Regions from separate parts of the Homo sapiens genome. Here region 1 is linked to region 2. A link is a contact called in ENCODE Hi-C or POLR2A ChIA-PET data. All regions are on one chromosome and are shown on one strand. Each heading gives the region's core, a stretch centred on a gene start or an enhancer-like site at or near the end of the contact. The rest is flanking DNA. Distances are from core to core; before and after follow the strand shown.

The links. A loop is a pair of places that touch in the nucleus more often than their neighbours do. ChIA-PET counts read pairs that join two places held with the same protein, here RNA polymerase II (POLR2A).
Region 1: a map with no recorded cell type shows a loop between it and region 2 (4-fold over the local background). The contact joins the promoter of TET2-AS1 here to the enhancer-like site in region 2. A Hi-C loop is called at or near these places in 1 of 37 single-sample maps with no recorded cell type. POLR2A ChIA-PET finds 5 or more read pairs at or near these places in 1 of 52 experiments (MCF 10A).

Annotation. Positions count from the first base shown.
Region 1 is chr4:105,348,561-105,356,374 of GRCh38, forward strand. TET2-AS1 (TET2 antisense RNA 1) reads right to left here and starts at 4,321. Exons shown (of 6, transcript NR_126420.1): 1 at 4,120-4,321.
Region 2 is chr4:104,927,089-104,933,986 of GRCh38, forward strand. No RefSeq gene overlaps it. Among named protein-coding and RNA genes, the nearest start is that of TET2, 220 kb to the right of the region's middle. RefSeq lists an enhancer at 3,561-3,900. Within about 2 kb of position 4,148, at least 5 of the 41 ENCODE cell types and tissues checked have a DNase peak (open chromatin) inside an H3K27ac peak, as active enhancers do.

The DNA of each region.
Region 1 (7,814 bases), core at 3,071-5,570, 420 kb after region 2:
CTGAGACCTCAGTGAGACTTGATGCATCCACCATGAAACCATAGTTATCTTTACTCCCCCGCAGGGAGGGCCCTCTAGGTACAGTCTTATCAAGCTCATCTGGGGCAATTTCAGGAAGTCTGTACCAAAGCGGACTGGATCCCAGAAGGAAGAATACAGATGCCTGATATTATTCTAAACCAGGCGGAAGACTGGGTTTCTTCCCCAAATTCTCCAGCCTATAACCATAAGTTGCCATAGCCAATTCACTAACATATGCAAGAAGGTACATTTCCCCTCAGAACCTGTGCATCATGGTTTTCTATGAGACATTTCCTGACAACTGCATTGGTGCCCTTGCTTCTAAAATAAATATTGATTTTAGACTAAAGTAGAACTTAGACCCAAAGGGTAAAGACTGGAAAGCTGCAAGTGAGAAAAGAAGGAAATATATTAGGTAATGTCTCCCACAAGTATATCACTTAAAAACATTTCAGAGAGAAGCTAACTTTTTTGCTTTTATATTTTTGTTCTTAAAACTTGACAGTTAAGCAAGAGAAGACATTTTTAAAATTTGGTACATTAATAAATTCAAATCAACAAAAGAGAAACTACTCAGTGTGAGTGAATTTTTTAATTTTTTCAAAAAGTTACCTACAATATCAATTATAGAACTTAGGTTTATTGAGATAATTTTGCTTTTATAGACAGCACCACCTCTAAACACCACAACTGCTGCAGATGCAGCAGAAAAGCTGCATTATACCCATTTTATAAAATTTCATTACTTAAAGAGGATATTTAAAATCTAAAAACTGACAGTCCAATTCAAGCAGGATTGAAACTGCCTATCTTCGGTAGTAGCATGCGTTTTAGCTAAGCTTGTCCATTGGGAGACTGCCTGCTTCTTTCTGCCTGGGAGAGATACTTTCTCATAGCCAGAGCAGAGGTGCTTGTTAAGAGTAATATTTCAGGCTGGGCGTGGTGGCTCACGCCTGTAATCCCAACAGTTTGGAAGGCTGAGGAGGGTGGATCATTTGAGGTCAAGAGTTCAGGATCAGCCTGGCCAACATGGTGAGACCCAGTCTCAACTAAAAATACAAAAATTAGCCAGGAGTGGTGGCACACACTTGTAATCTCAGCTACTCGGGAGTCTGAGGCAGGAGGATTGCTTGAACCCGGGAGGCGGAGGTTGCAGTGAGCCAAGATCATGCCACTGCACTCCAGCCTGGGCAACAGTGAAAGACTCCATATCAAAAAAAAAAAAAAAAAAAAAGAAAAAGAGTAAATAAAATTTCAATGTTAAAGCAAGGAGCTTTCATTTGTGCCCTGTCTTGCCTCTGATGCAGATGTAAGCATTCTCCAGGTTGGAGAACCTGAGCACATCAGCTGCTGGTACGCCTCCTTCTCAGAGTGACCACTTTGGACAAGAAAATAATTGTTCATAGGTATGACATGACTAATGTTTCTATGAGCTTCTTTCTCTGATGACAGGTGCAGCAAAATATGGTTTCAAAGATTAAGCCAATGAGATTTTTTGGCCTTTGTCCATCAGCCCCGTTATTTCACAGACTATTTTAGAGCTATGTATCAGGTAGACACTATTCTAGATGCTTCACATACATTATCTCATTTGATCCTCATACTGTTCCTAGCAAGTCAAGTTTCAATTTAGAGATGGGTATCACTTTTTCTTTATTCCCACCTTATCATCACATTCCAGGAAGGGGTAGACCTTCATATGACAAGACCCTGATCCACCAGGTCACAGTTGACTAGACCAGAGGTTGACACCTGATATCAAGTAAACTGTGCTAATCAAATTTATATCTGTAGGAATTTGCAGCTGGATATATAAAATATTAAAACCAATAAATGCTGTAATAGGCTATATTTGATCCATTTGTAAGTCTTTAGAGCGAATAAAAAACGATGTAGAGACAAAAGACCATTTGGCTCTAAGACAAACTCACTCAGTACTCACTGATGCCTATGTTTCAATTCCTAGATTGACTTGTTTCTGAGGCCTACCGCATTTCATGTCCTTGGGGGTTCATAAGGCACCCTGTATCTTTACAATTATTTCTCCTTTCTTCTTAAATTACCTTGAATAGATAAGGTCATCTACTGAATACATTCAGTACAACCCAATGGTCTCTAAGAGACTATCCTTATCTTTGTTTTATAGATGAGGAAACATACTCAGAGAGTTTAAGCAAGTTACCCGAGATCATGCAGATAGGAAAAAGTGGAATTCAAGCCCAAATCTACATGACTCCAAAATTTGTGCCTTTCACCACTAGATTAATTTAGATCCAAAAATTTTAATGTACCTTGCTGTTTGTTAAAGCTGTCTAAATCTAAGCTAGAGGCTTTATGATTTACAGAAGTTATTGCCATGTCTTCTTAGAGTTTAATACTCAAAACAACTGCTCATTGTAAACAGACAGACATAGAGTATCCATATTTTCATCTACATCATTAAGTCTAGGGAAGTGAAACTTCCTGCTTTCTAGCTGAGTTGGCCTCCTTTCAAGGACTCCAGATCTAATTGCTTTTGCAGAACATGTATATTTCCAATACGTTAGACTCATCTGCTCCCAAGGAAAAATTTGACTTTTTTCTGGTCAATTTGCTATGCACAATTTGTCATCACTAGACCATTCCTATTGTTTATCTTTATGGATGGTTTCCCAGATGAAATTGACATATATTTTTTTCTCTTTCTAACTAGCCACAAGGCTAGAGTTACTCATGTAACTCTTCAACAGCTCAGCTCTGGAGTTTAGCTATTAGCCTTTCTTTATGGAGAAAAAAACCCCACTTAAGCAATCCTATTACCATATCTGAGCTGTTTTGGTTTTTGTCCTGGGATGTGGGGCCTCACCACTCTATCATCCTACATAACTGCTTAGCTTACAAGAATCTGGACTTGGGCCACTCTGATTCAATGATTATGAGAATGGTTTAGGTTAAGACGTTTTTATTGTATTTCAAGCAAAAAACCATCACTTGCTGTAAATCCACCAATTTTGGTTACTTTAAATTTGTTATACCCATAACATTATAACATCAACAGGAATTAGTAAAAATCATCCAGATGTCCATCACTCCAAGAAATCACCTTCATTAGTTTTCCTGTATTATTTTGTGTTCTGTTTGTATACATGTATACATTTTACCTAGTTTTAATCATAACAGATGGCACTTTTAGTTAGCTTTCCTTCATATAATTTGTCAGGAATCACTTTTTTGAACTGCTAATTCTTTTAAATTATTGTTTGAGTAGCCACATTCAACCATGTCAGATGTTAAACTTTTAGTGTTTCTTGTTACTTCTTTAAACAATGCTAAATCTGGTAACCTAGCCTTTGAGGTGACAAGCTCATGCTTATACCCCCTCATCATGAGTGTTGACAACCATTGGCCACATGTAAGCAAAAACTAAACTGGCAGCAGGAGAGCTCATCCCAGGATGTTGCCAGTTTTTCATTTGCCTGGCATGGGATCAGTATGCACCCATCTCTTTCTTGGCAGTAATCTAGGCAGATTTGGAAGGTTTTCATCATACTTAACTTGGGGTTCAAAAGCAACGACAACAAAAAAGCAGCTAGAGATCACTGCAACAACACATTTCATACTGAGGGCAATACGGGTCAGTAGGTGACATGCAGTACAAATTGAAACTAGTGTTTTCTATAAGCACTCAAAGTTGTATGCCTCTATCTTCTCTCCAAATAGGTCCCAAATATGTTACAGAAAAATCTAGGATGGCATTTTCCTCCTTTGACCACAGCTGAGACTCAGAGGGACTTGAGGTCTTTCTGGTACTATTAGTGAACATCTTTGAATTTTTCTCCTCTGGACCCTCAGTCAGTGCTTCTAGAACTGTGTGCCTCTTTTGGCTACTGTAAAAGGCACGGTGATTTAAGCCTGGAGAAATGTAAATCTGGGCAACCAACAACCTCCCGTCTATCCTTCAAACACATATACACACACTTTTACACATATCGGTTCATTTTCTTATCAAACACAAATACATGGAACAACACAGTAACAAGAAAAGCAAAGAGACCGGGGGTAGATAAGAGGTAACCTACATTTCCTAAGGTATTTATACTGACCATCCCTCAGCCTTACCTTTACAGGGGGATTCTCTCTTAAGTCAGGTTGCAGTGTTTAAAACGCTATGCAATTTGCTACTGTGTTACTCAGTTTCCAAAAGCCACAATCTACTCAATTCACCTGTTCTGAATCTTTCTTGATTCTCAAAGAAGCCTGTCTCTGAAGAGCTCCATCCTTCTGGGTCACACTTCCTTCTGATATGGGGCCTCTCTCTTCTGTGAAGGTCTCTATTCCAGTCTTCCTGAAGCAGCCCGATGTACCCTTCTTTCTCTGCCTTTTCAAATGGCCACAGTGATGTCACTCTCAGCTGTTTCTAAGCTGGTTCCTAACCTCAAGACTAAGGGAATGACTCAGCTGGAATCAGTAACCTTGTCTTTAAAAGGTCAGACTATTTTGAACCACCACCACCACCATAGACTTAATGCAGTCAACCCGTTTAACAGACAGGTATAAATTAAATACGGGCATACTAAACATGTGTTCTGAGTAAAAGAGACTTATAAAAGATGGAACATTGTTTGCCAAGATTCAAAAAAGTTTTAACTTTGAAATTTCATTACAGTTAGTCTGTTGAGAATGGTAGACAATTTTAAAGCTACTAGTGAACTCCCAAAACTCAATTCGGCAGGCTTTCCTCTGACCTCATCTTCCTTGACCACTAGGCCTTAGAGTCCAAAGGCTGGAGGGGCCGAAGTTCTGATGTCCAAAAGAAGGAGATGAAGTGTGTCCAGCTCCAGGAGAGAGAGGAGAGGAAAGAGAGAGAGAGACTAGCATTTGATACAATTGTCCCTCTAACCTTCCGTTCCTATCCTGGCTTCTCTGACACCCACAATGCCAAGTTAGTTTTGCTCTCATTCCTTTCCTGCTCCCTCAGGTAGTTTATTCATGACGAGTGTCTGCAGTTATCACCTGCATGTGGTTTCTTGGTATTAGTTGGGAGTTGCAAGTAATAGAAACCTAACTTGAACTAGCATAAATTTTACAAACATATTTAAGGATCTTAGGCAAGAATGAAGCTGCCTAAATAAGGAATACTTGGGATCAGAGACTCAAACATGTGAGTTTTCTACCAATTTTGTTTTCTTTTTCTGTGTGACTGTTTCATTTTCCTGTGTGCAGACCATTTTGAATTTATATCTCTTTTGTTCCAGAGAGCAGGAAGACTGGGTTGTAATGTCTTGGTCTCAATTCCAGATTTCTAAGTAAGGCTTTTGATTGGCTCAGTTTAGGCTTAGGTCTCGAATAAATCAATTTCAGCAGGGGGTACAGTCAAGGGAAAAGGTTAAGTGATCACCTTGGATCAATCAACCATGGCTAGGTGGTCATAAGAACATGGTGTCCCTAATGTCACCTCCAGACTTAACCTCCCATCTGAGCACATAAAGAATTTGCTAGATATTATCACATGCTGCCATCTCCAACTTAACAAGCCTGAAACTGATCTCATAATTTCCCACCCAAACTATAGGCCACCTTTACTATTTGTGAATGAATAGTATTATCATTCTCTCACCATCCTTGGCCCAAACCTTGAATCATCCTGCCTCATCTCTTTCTCTTCTGAGTGCAGTCATCAATTTGTAAAATAGTACTGATTAATATTTAGTGGATATTTACTGTATACCACTAAATGGTACATGTATTATCTCCTTTAATTCTCAAACAAACCCCTGAGATAGATTCTATTGGTAAAGCCATTTTTACAGATTAAGAAACTAAAAAAGTTAGCTTGCTCAAGATCATACAACTACAAAGCAATGGGACTTAGAAATAAATTTAAGTCTGTTCAAACTCTGAGCCAAAGCTTTTGTTTTGTTTTGTTTTGTTTTTTTGAGACCAAGTCTCACTCTGTTGCCCAGACTGGAGTGCAGTGGCTTGGTCTTGGCTCACTGCAACCTCCGCCTCCTGGGTTCAGGTGATCTTCTGCCTCAGCCTCCCGAGTAGCTGGGACTACAGGCATGTGCCACCACACCCGGCTATTTTTTATTCTGTATTTTTAATAGAGACAGACTTTCACCATTTGGCCAGGCTGGTCTCAAACTCCTGACCTCAGGTGATCTGCCGGCCTCAGCCTCCCAAAGTGCCGGGATTACAGGTGTGAGCCACAGTGCCCGGCCTAAGCCAAAGATTTTAACAATCATGCGATACTGTCTTATCGCTTCTCTAACATTTTTGTTACATAATATTTCTGATATCTCGTACCCTACAAATCCCTCCCCAATCAGCTTGTACACCCACACAAACAGCCCTGGCACTGCCATTCCCCTACAGCTGGAAAGCTAGAGTCAAGTGTGAGTAGTCCAGACTTTTTCAGGAGTTGCAGTGCTATGTTCCTTGACATTATATGTTAATTTTTAAAACAATGTGTTCATTTTTTTTTTTTTGAAACAGGTCTCACACCCATCACCCAGGCTGGAGTGCAGTAGTGTGATCATGGTTCACTGCAGCCTTGATTTCCTGGGTTCAGGTGATTCTCCCACCTCAGCCTCTCGATTAGCTGGGACTACAGGCACATGCCACCACTCCCAGCTAATTTTTGTATTTTTTTTATAGAGACAGGGTTTCACCACATTGCCTAGGCTGGTCTTAAACTCCTGGGCTCAAGCAATCCTCCTGCCTCGGCTTCCAAAAGTGTTGGGATTACAGGCATGAGTCACGATGCCCTGCCAGTTTTTGTTTGTTTGTTTGTTTGTTTTTTTAAAGTAGTGAAATGTATTAGCTTGTTCTATTTCCCTTTAAATCATTCATTCCTCTGCTATCTTCTATATTTTTCATGACTCAATGGACACCTGCAAAAATTCCAAAGCATAAAATGCTTTAGATGGATATAACCACTTATTGTTGGCCTATGTGTTGAATATATCATATTTTCTTTGACTAGATGCATCTCACTGTTAAGACTATTCCTAGGAAAGACCTTCCCATAATGTGCATCAATTTTCAAGTCTGGCGAACCTTGCAAATCCTTCACCAGGGCACATTTTCCCTTGGAACATGGCAGTGTAGATCTCTTCTCACATATAAACATTTGCTGGCCTATGTTGAATTTCTATTGCTTATAGTTAGTAGTTATAGTAGGGGGACTTTAAAATGGTGCCCAATGACCCTCTCCTCCTGATCTTCACTCCTTTGTTTAATCCCTTCTCTCAAGTGTAGGCTAAACCTCATGGCTTGCTTCTACACAATAGGATACAGCAAAGTTGACAGATGTCACTTCCAAGAGTGGTTACAAAAGATGGTGACTGCTGTCTTGCTAGGAGACTCTATTTCATTGTTGGCTTGTACACTTTGATGAAGCAAGCTGCTATGTTAAAGAGGCACATATAGTAAGGGGATGAGCAAGAAGCCAAATCTTCCTATCCACCAATGTAAGCTTGGAAGCAAATCCTTCCCCAGTCAAGACTTGAGATGACCCTGGAAATATGAAAACCTGTTAGGCCCTTCCTGGATTCCTTGACCCACAGAAATTGTGAGATAATAATGTTTGTTGTCTTAGGCCACTAGGTTTTATGGATTTTTACTCAGAAACAGATTAATAATATAACAAAATTCAAAACATCAACCTTTCCTCTATTAAACTGATGTAATCATATATTTGACTTTTTGGGAAAAATTATTTTTACAACTGTTTAACTTTTATTTGAGTCACACAATAAGCTATTTTTGTCCATCCTTAGAGTGTTTCCAGTTGATGACTTCCAGTATCCTAT
Region 2 (6,898 bases), core at 2,898-5,397:
AAAGAATCCAGTGCTCTTCAAACAGAAGTAACTTACTTTGTACAGCTACAAATATCTTAGTATCTTTTTAAGGGAAAGTATCATCAAATAGAACTATTCTCAGGGTAGACCCATTAAACCAGTCACAAGATAAAGAACATAGGTAAATACTGTTCTTAATTGCCTGGACAACATTCTGTAACTCAATCGAATACTTTCTAAAACTATATATGTCCGTAAAGTAGTGTATCATTTTATTTTGTCACCTAGTACTTAAAAGCAGTGTTAGAAAGTGCATTGAGTCAAAAGTGAGCAATTCAAATTCTACAGCTATGAGCCTCTCCATCTTTATTTTTTTCTTTTGTCAAATATTGTATGATTCTAGAGGCTAAAACAGTTCCTACAAATGCCTACCCAGAAAGGAGAAGCAAGCAAAGGAAAGAAGGGAGGGAGGAAGGAAGCATGGAGGTAGGGAGAAAGACACCATCTACTTGGTCCTGCTCTGTAATACTTGAAGGTTCTCCCTGTGATTTTATTCTGTCTTTGGATCTCTAACAACCCAACAGCCACCATTAGTCACAAAAACACATCTGTGTTTAAAAAACTGTCCACAGAAAATTGAAGTGAGTGATCTATACATCACAGAAACAAAAGGAGAGAGAGATGTATATATATATATATATATCCTTTTTCTACACTATTATATATAATAGTAGAGAAAAGCCTCAACACAAGAAATAAGGTTATTACACACAAAACTTAGATATCCCGGCCAGGCATGGTAGCTCATGCCTGTAATCCCAGTACTTTAGGAGACCAAGGCTGGATGATCACTTGAAGCCAGGACTTCAAGACCATCCTGGGTAACATAGTAAGATCTTATCTCTACAAAAAATACAAAAATTAGCTGGGCATGGTGGCACGCACCTGTAGTCCTAGTTACTCAGGAAGCTGAGGCAGGAAAACCACTTGAGCATAGGAGTTTGAAGCTGCAGCAAGCTATGTTCATGCCACTGTACTCCTGCTTAGGTGACAGAGTTAGACTCTGTGGAGAGAAAGGAAAGGAAAGAGGAAAGAGAAAAAGAAAGAGAAAGGAAAGGAAGAGAGAGAGAGAAAGAGAGAAAGAAAAGAAAAAAATAAAGTTAGATATGCAGAGATTTTGAGATGACCTACAGAATTCATATGGATCCACAATCCTTATAGCTAGATCCTTATATGATTGCTCCAAAAATGTACATTCTGGACCTAGCACATTAGCTAGCCCCCCAACAATTCTTAATTTCTAGTAGATATGGCAGAATAATGTTACATGAAATGGTGGTATCAAGTTGTTATATGAGAATGACAACATAGGAATCCTAATAAAATGCTTGTAGATGGTCTTTGAGGTCAGTTAAAAATCACCAAATATTTTTGACGGCAATATCTCTAGTACTTGTACCTCTGTTTATCTGTCATTATCTCAAGTCTTAGTTCCTATTGATTAAATCTATTTAGCAACAGTTATAAAATTTTTCTTCTAGATGTGAAATGGCCATAGGGACTCTACTTCCTGGTTAACATGTCTTAATGAATCACCACATTTTCATGTTTTCCCACAGGAAAGGAACATGGTAAAATAGAAATAGGTTAAGATGTAATGATCTCCCCCTTTCCTGAATATGCCTCTGAATCGCTCTGTGTATACCTCTGCATTCTTTCATTTGCATATAAGGAAACCACTATGGCTTATAGCTTTTACAAACTGATGCCAATAATGGTCACATATCTTACAAAGATCTAGAATTTATTACAAAGTAATTAAAATCAATAACAACAACAAGAAAACAAACTTCCAAAAGGTCAAAACTTTAACCAATCTACATAATCACTAAAATTTAGCACCAAGTATTAAAAGCAAAGACATAAAAGCAATCCTGTGATGAATTTCCATACACATAAATATTCACTAAGTAGGAAAATACCTGATTAAAGAGTTAAAGAAATTTTATTTGTAACACTTTCCTTAAAGGGATTTTTCTTTTCCAAAATAGTATAAATCATTGTATTTTAGACCTCCTACTATCTACTTTATTGGTCTAAAGATTATTGGTACTTTAATGATAAGTTAAATACATTTTAACAGAAAGATAATTAAATGAACACTTGAAGTATTAACATAATTACATATAGTCAGGCAAATTCTGTGTATGAGATGAAATGTCATTCCAAAAGTATCTCATTGCTGTTTTTGTGTCACATTTAGACATGAGACACTGAGTATATACTTGTCGGCTAAGTGTTCACAAATCCTACTAAGGGCATGTATTGGGGGACTTGGCATTGCCAGGTTGTAGAGAGTACTTGCATCTCCTTGCATCAAATTTGGATGAAATTCTAAAACCATATAGGCTGCTCCAGAATACATCCGGCTTCTGGTGGATAAATAGGTCCACCATTTCTGGTTATTTTTCTAAGTAAGTTGTAAAAACCCTCCCTATGTAAGGCCTATTTGACAAGTATTTTTTCTAGTACATAAAACTAGAATATGATAAAAAATTTTTATAAACATAACTCAACCTAAAACTCTTGAAATATCTTATGGTTTATGACAACACACACATTCAATTACTGGAGACACATACTAAATACTACATATTTGTTGATAAAGCTGAAACTCCTAAACCTACCAAAAAGGCCTTCAAGACTGCCACCAATTCCATTTTCTTCCTCCACAGTGGAAGACTAAAAACTGCCAATCAATGACTAATCTCCCCTGTTTCTGCTATCAGAACTTGTCTGTATACAAGAGCAATGTGCTCATCTCTAGGAGGTGATGAACAACCATTCTAAGGTGATAATCACAATGTTCTTTCCCTTTGCCATATAGTCATTTTTTCACTCTCCTTTGCAACTAGGAGGGATATTTTCTAATAAAAGAGACCAATGGAGCTGGACTCTCCCCTTCCCTCTTTCTTCTTCTTCCTGCATGGATATGATGCCTGGTGTTGTGGTAGCCATATTAAAAACCGTGGGGCCTTCAGCCAAAGGGGAAAAAGCCAGCAAATGAAGGAAGGAGAATGCAAGGTAGAAAGAGCCTATATCCTTGACAGCATCATGAACAATGGGAGCAATGCCAGCAATTTTCTATATTCTTACTTCTTGCTCTGTAGGAAAAAATAATTCCTTATTTACTAAAGCCACTGTTGGATTGTGGCTGGCAAGATGTCTGAATAGGAACAGCTCCGGTCTGTAGCTCCCAGCGAGATCAACGCAGAAGGTGGGTGATTTCTGCATTTCCAACTGAGGTGCACAGCTCATCTCACTGGAACTGGTTAGACAGCGGGTGCAGCCCATGGAGAGTGAGCTGAAGCAGGGTGGGATGTCACCTCACACAGGAAGCACAAGGGGTCAGGGAACTCCCTCCTCTACCCAAGGAAAGCCCTGAGGGACTGTGCTGTAAGGAACAGTGCACCCTGGCCAAGATAATATGCTTTTCCCACGGTCTTCGCAACCTGCAGACCAGGAGATTCCCTCCGGTACCTACATCACCAGGGCCCTGGGTTTCAAGCACAAAACTGGGCAGTCATTTGGGCAGACATCGAGCTAGCTGCAGGAAATTTTTTCATACTCCAGTGGTGCCTGGAACACCAGCAAGACAGAAAAAGTTAGACCCCTGGAAAGGGGGCTGAAGTCAGGGAGCCAAGTGGTCTAGCTTAGAGGATCCCACCCCAAGGGAGCCCAGCAAGCTAAGATCCACTGGCTTGAAATTCTCACTGCCAGCAGAGCAGTCTGAAGTCAATCTGGCATGCTGGAGCTTGGTGGGAGGAGGGGCGTCTGCCATTACTGAGGCTTGAGTAGGTGGTTTTCCCCTCACAGTGTAAACAAAGCGGCCAGGAAGTTTGAACTGGGCGGAGCCCACCACAGCTTGGCTAAGCCACTGTAGCCAGACTGTCTCTCTAGATTCCTTTTCTCTGGGCAGGGCATCTCTGAAAGAAAGGTGGCAGCCCCAGTCAGGGGCTTATAGATCAAACTCCCATCTCCCTGGGACAGAGCACCTGGGGGAAGGGGTGGCTGTGGGCACAGGTTCAGCAGACTTAAATGTTCCTGCCTGCTGGCTCTGAAAAGAGCAGCAGATCTCCCAGCACAGCCCTTGAGATCTGCTAAGGGACAGACTGCCTCCTCAAGTGGGTCCCTGAACCCCGTGACTTCTGACAGGGAGAAACCTCCCAGCAGGGGTCAGCAGACACCTCATATAGGAAAGCTCCAGCTGGCATCTGGCAGGAGCCCCTCTAAGATGAAGCTTCCAGAGGAAGGAACAGCAGCAATCTTTGCTGTTCTGCAGCCTCTGCTGGTGATACCCAGGCACACAGGGTCTGGAGTGGACCTCCAGCAAACTGCAGCAGACCTGCAGCAGAGAGGCCTGTTAGAAAGAAAACTAACAAACACAAAGGAATAGGATCAATGTCAACAAAAAGGACGTCCACACAGGAACCCCATCTGAAGGTCACCAACATCAAAGACCAAAGGTAGATAAATCCAGGAAGATGAGGAAAAACCAGCACAAAAAAAGGCTGAAAATTCCAAAAACCAAAATGCCTCTTCTCCTCCAAAGGATCACAACTCCTTGCCAGCAAGGGAACAAAACTGGATGGAGAATGAGTTTGACCAATTGAAGGAAGTAGGCTTCAGGAGGTGGGTAATAACAAACTCTGCCGAGCTAAAGGAGCATGTTCTAACCCAATGCAAGGAAGCTAAGAACCTTGGAAAAAAGTTAGAGGAATTGCTAACTAGAATAACCAGTTTAAAGAGGAACATAAATGACCTGATGGAGCTGAAAAACACAGCACAAGAACTTTGTGAAGCATACACAAATATCAATAGCCAAATTGATCAAGCAGAAGAAAGGATTTCAGAGATTGAAGATCACCTTAATAAAATAAAGCATGAAGACAAGATTAGAGAATAAAGAATGAAAAGGAATGAACAAAGCCTCCAAGAAAATATGGACTATGTGAAAAGACCAAACCTATATTTGATTGGTGTACATGAAAGTGATGGGGAGAATGAAACCAAGTTGGAAAATACTCTTCAGGATATCATCCAGGAGAACTTCCCCAACCTAGCAAGGCAGGCCAACATTCAAATTCAGGAAATACAGAGAACACCACTAAGATATTACTCAATAAGAGCAACCCCAAGACACACAATCATCAGATTCACCAAGGTTGAAATGAAGGGAAAAATGTTAAGGGCAGCCAGAGAGAAAGGTCAGGTTACCCACAAAGGGAAGCCCATCAGACTAACAGTGGATCTCTCTGCAGAAACCCTACAAGCCAGAAGTAAGTAGGGGCCAATATTCAACACTCTTAAAGAAAAGAATTTTCAACCCAGAATTTCATATCCAGCCAAACTAAGCTTCATAAGTGAAGGAGAAATAAAATCCTTTACAGACAAGCAAATGCTGAGAGATTTTGTCACCACCAGGCCTGCCTTACAGGAGATCCTGAAGAAAGCACTAAACATGGAAAGGAGCAACCGGTACCAGCCACTGCAAAAACATAACAAATTGTAAAGACCATTGACATTGTGAAGAAACTGCAGCAACTAATGGGCAAAATAGCCAGCTAGCATCATAATGATAGGATCCAATTCACACATAACAATATTAACCTTAAATGTAAACGGGCTAAATGCCCCAAGACACAGACTGGCAAACTGGATAAAGAGTCAAGAACCATCAGTGTGTTGTATTCAGGAGACCCATCTCACATGCAAATAAAGGAATGGAGGAATATTTAGCAAGTAAATGGAAAGAAAAAAAAAGCAGGGGTTGCCATCCTAGTCTCTGATAAAACAGACTTTAAACCAACAAAGATAAAAAATGACAAAAAAGGAGCACCCAGACTCATATAATAAGATCTTAGAGACCTACAAAGAGACTTAGACTCCCACACAATAATAATGAGAAACTTTAACACCCCACTGTCAATATTAGACAAATCAATGAGACAAAAAAGTAACAAGGATATTCAGGACTTCAATTCAGCTCTAGACCAAATGGACCTAATAGACATCTACAGAACTCTCCACCCCAAATCAAAAGAATATACATTCTTCTCAGCACCACATCACACTTATTCTAAAATTGACCACATAATTGGAAGTAAAACACTCTTCAGCAAACGCAAAAGAATGGAAATCATAACAGTCTCTCAGACCACAGTGAAATCAAATTAGAACTCATGATTAAGAAACTCACTCAAACCACATGACTACATGGAAGCTGAACAACCTGTTTCTGAATGACTACTGAGTAAATAACAAAATTAAGGCTTAAATAATTGAGCTCTTTGAAACCAATGAGAACAAACATACAATGTACCAGAATCTCTGGGACAGAGCTAAAGCAGTGTTTAGTGGGAAATGTATAGCACTAAATGCCCACAGGAGAAAACAGAAAAGATCTAAAATTGGCACCCTAACATCACAATTAAAAGAACTAGAGAAGCAAGAGCAAGCAAACTAAAAAACTAGCAGAAGACAAGAAATAACTAAGATTAGAGCAGAACTGAAGGAGATAGAGACATAAAAAGCCCTTCAAAAAATCAATGAATACAGGAGCTGGTTTTTTCAAAAGATCAACAAAATAGACCAGTTGCCAGACTAGTAAAGAAGAAAGGAGAGAAGAATCAAATAGACACGATAAAAATGATAAAGGGGATATCACCACTGATCCCACAAAAATGCAAACTACCATCAGAGAATACTATAAAAACCTCCACGCAAATAGACTAGAAAATCTAGAAGAAATGGATAAATTCCTGGATACATACACCCTACCAAGACTAAACAAGGAAGAAGTCCAATCCCTGAATAGACCAATAACAAGTTCTGAAATGGAAGCAGTAATTAATAGCCTACCAACCAAAAAAAGTCC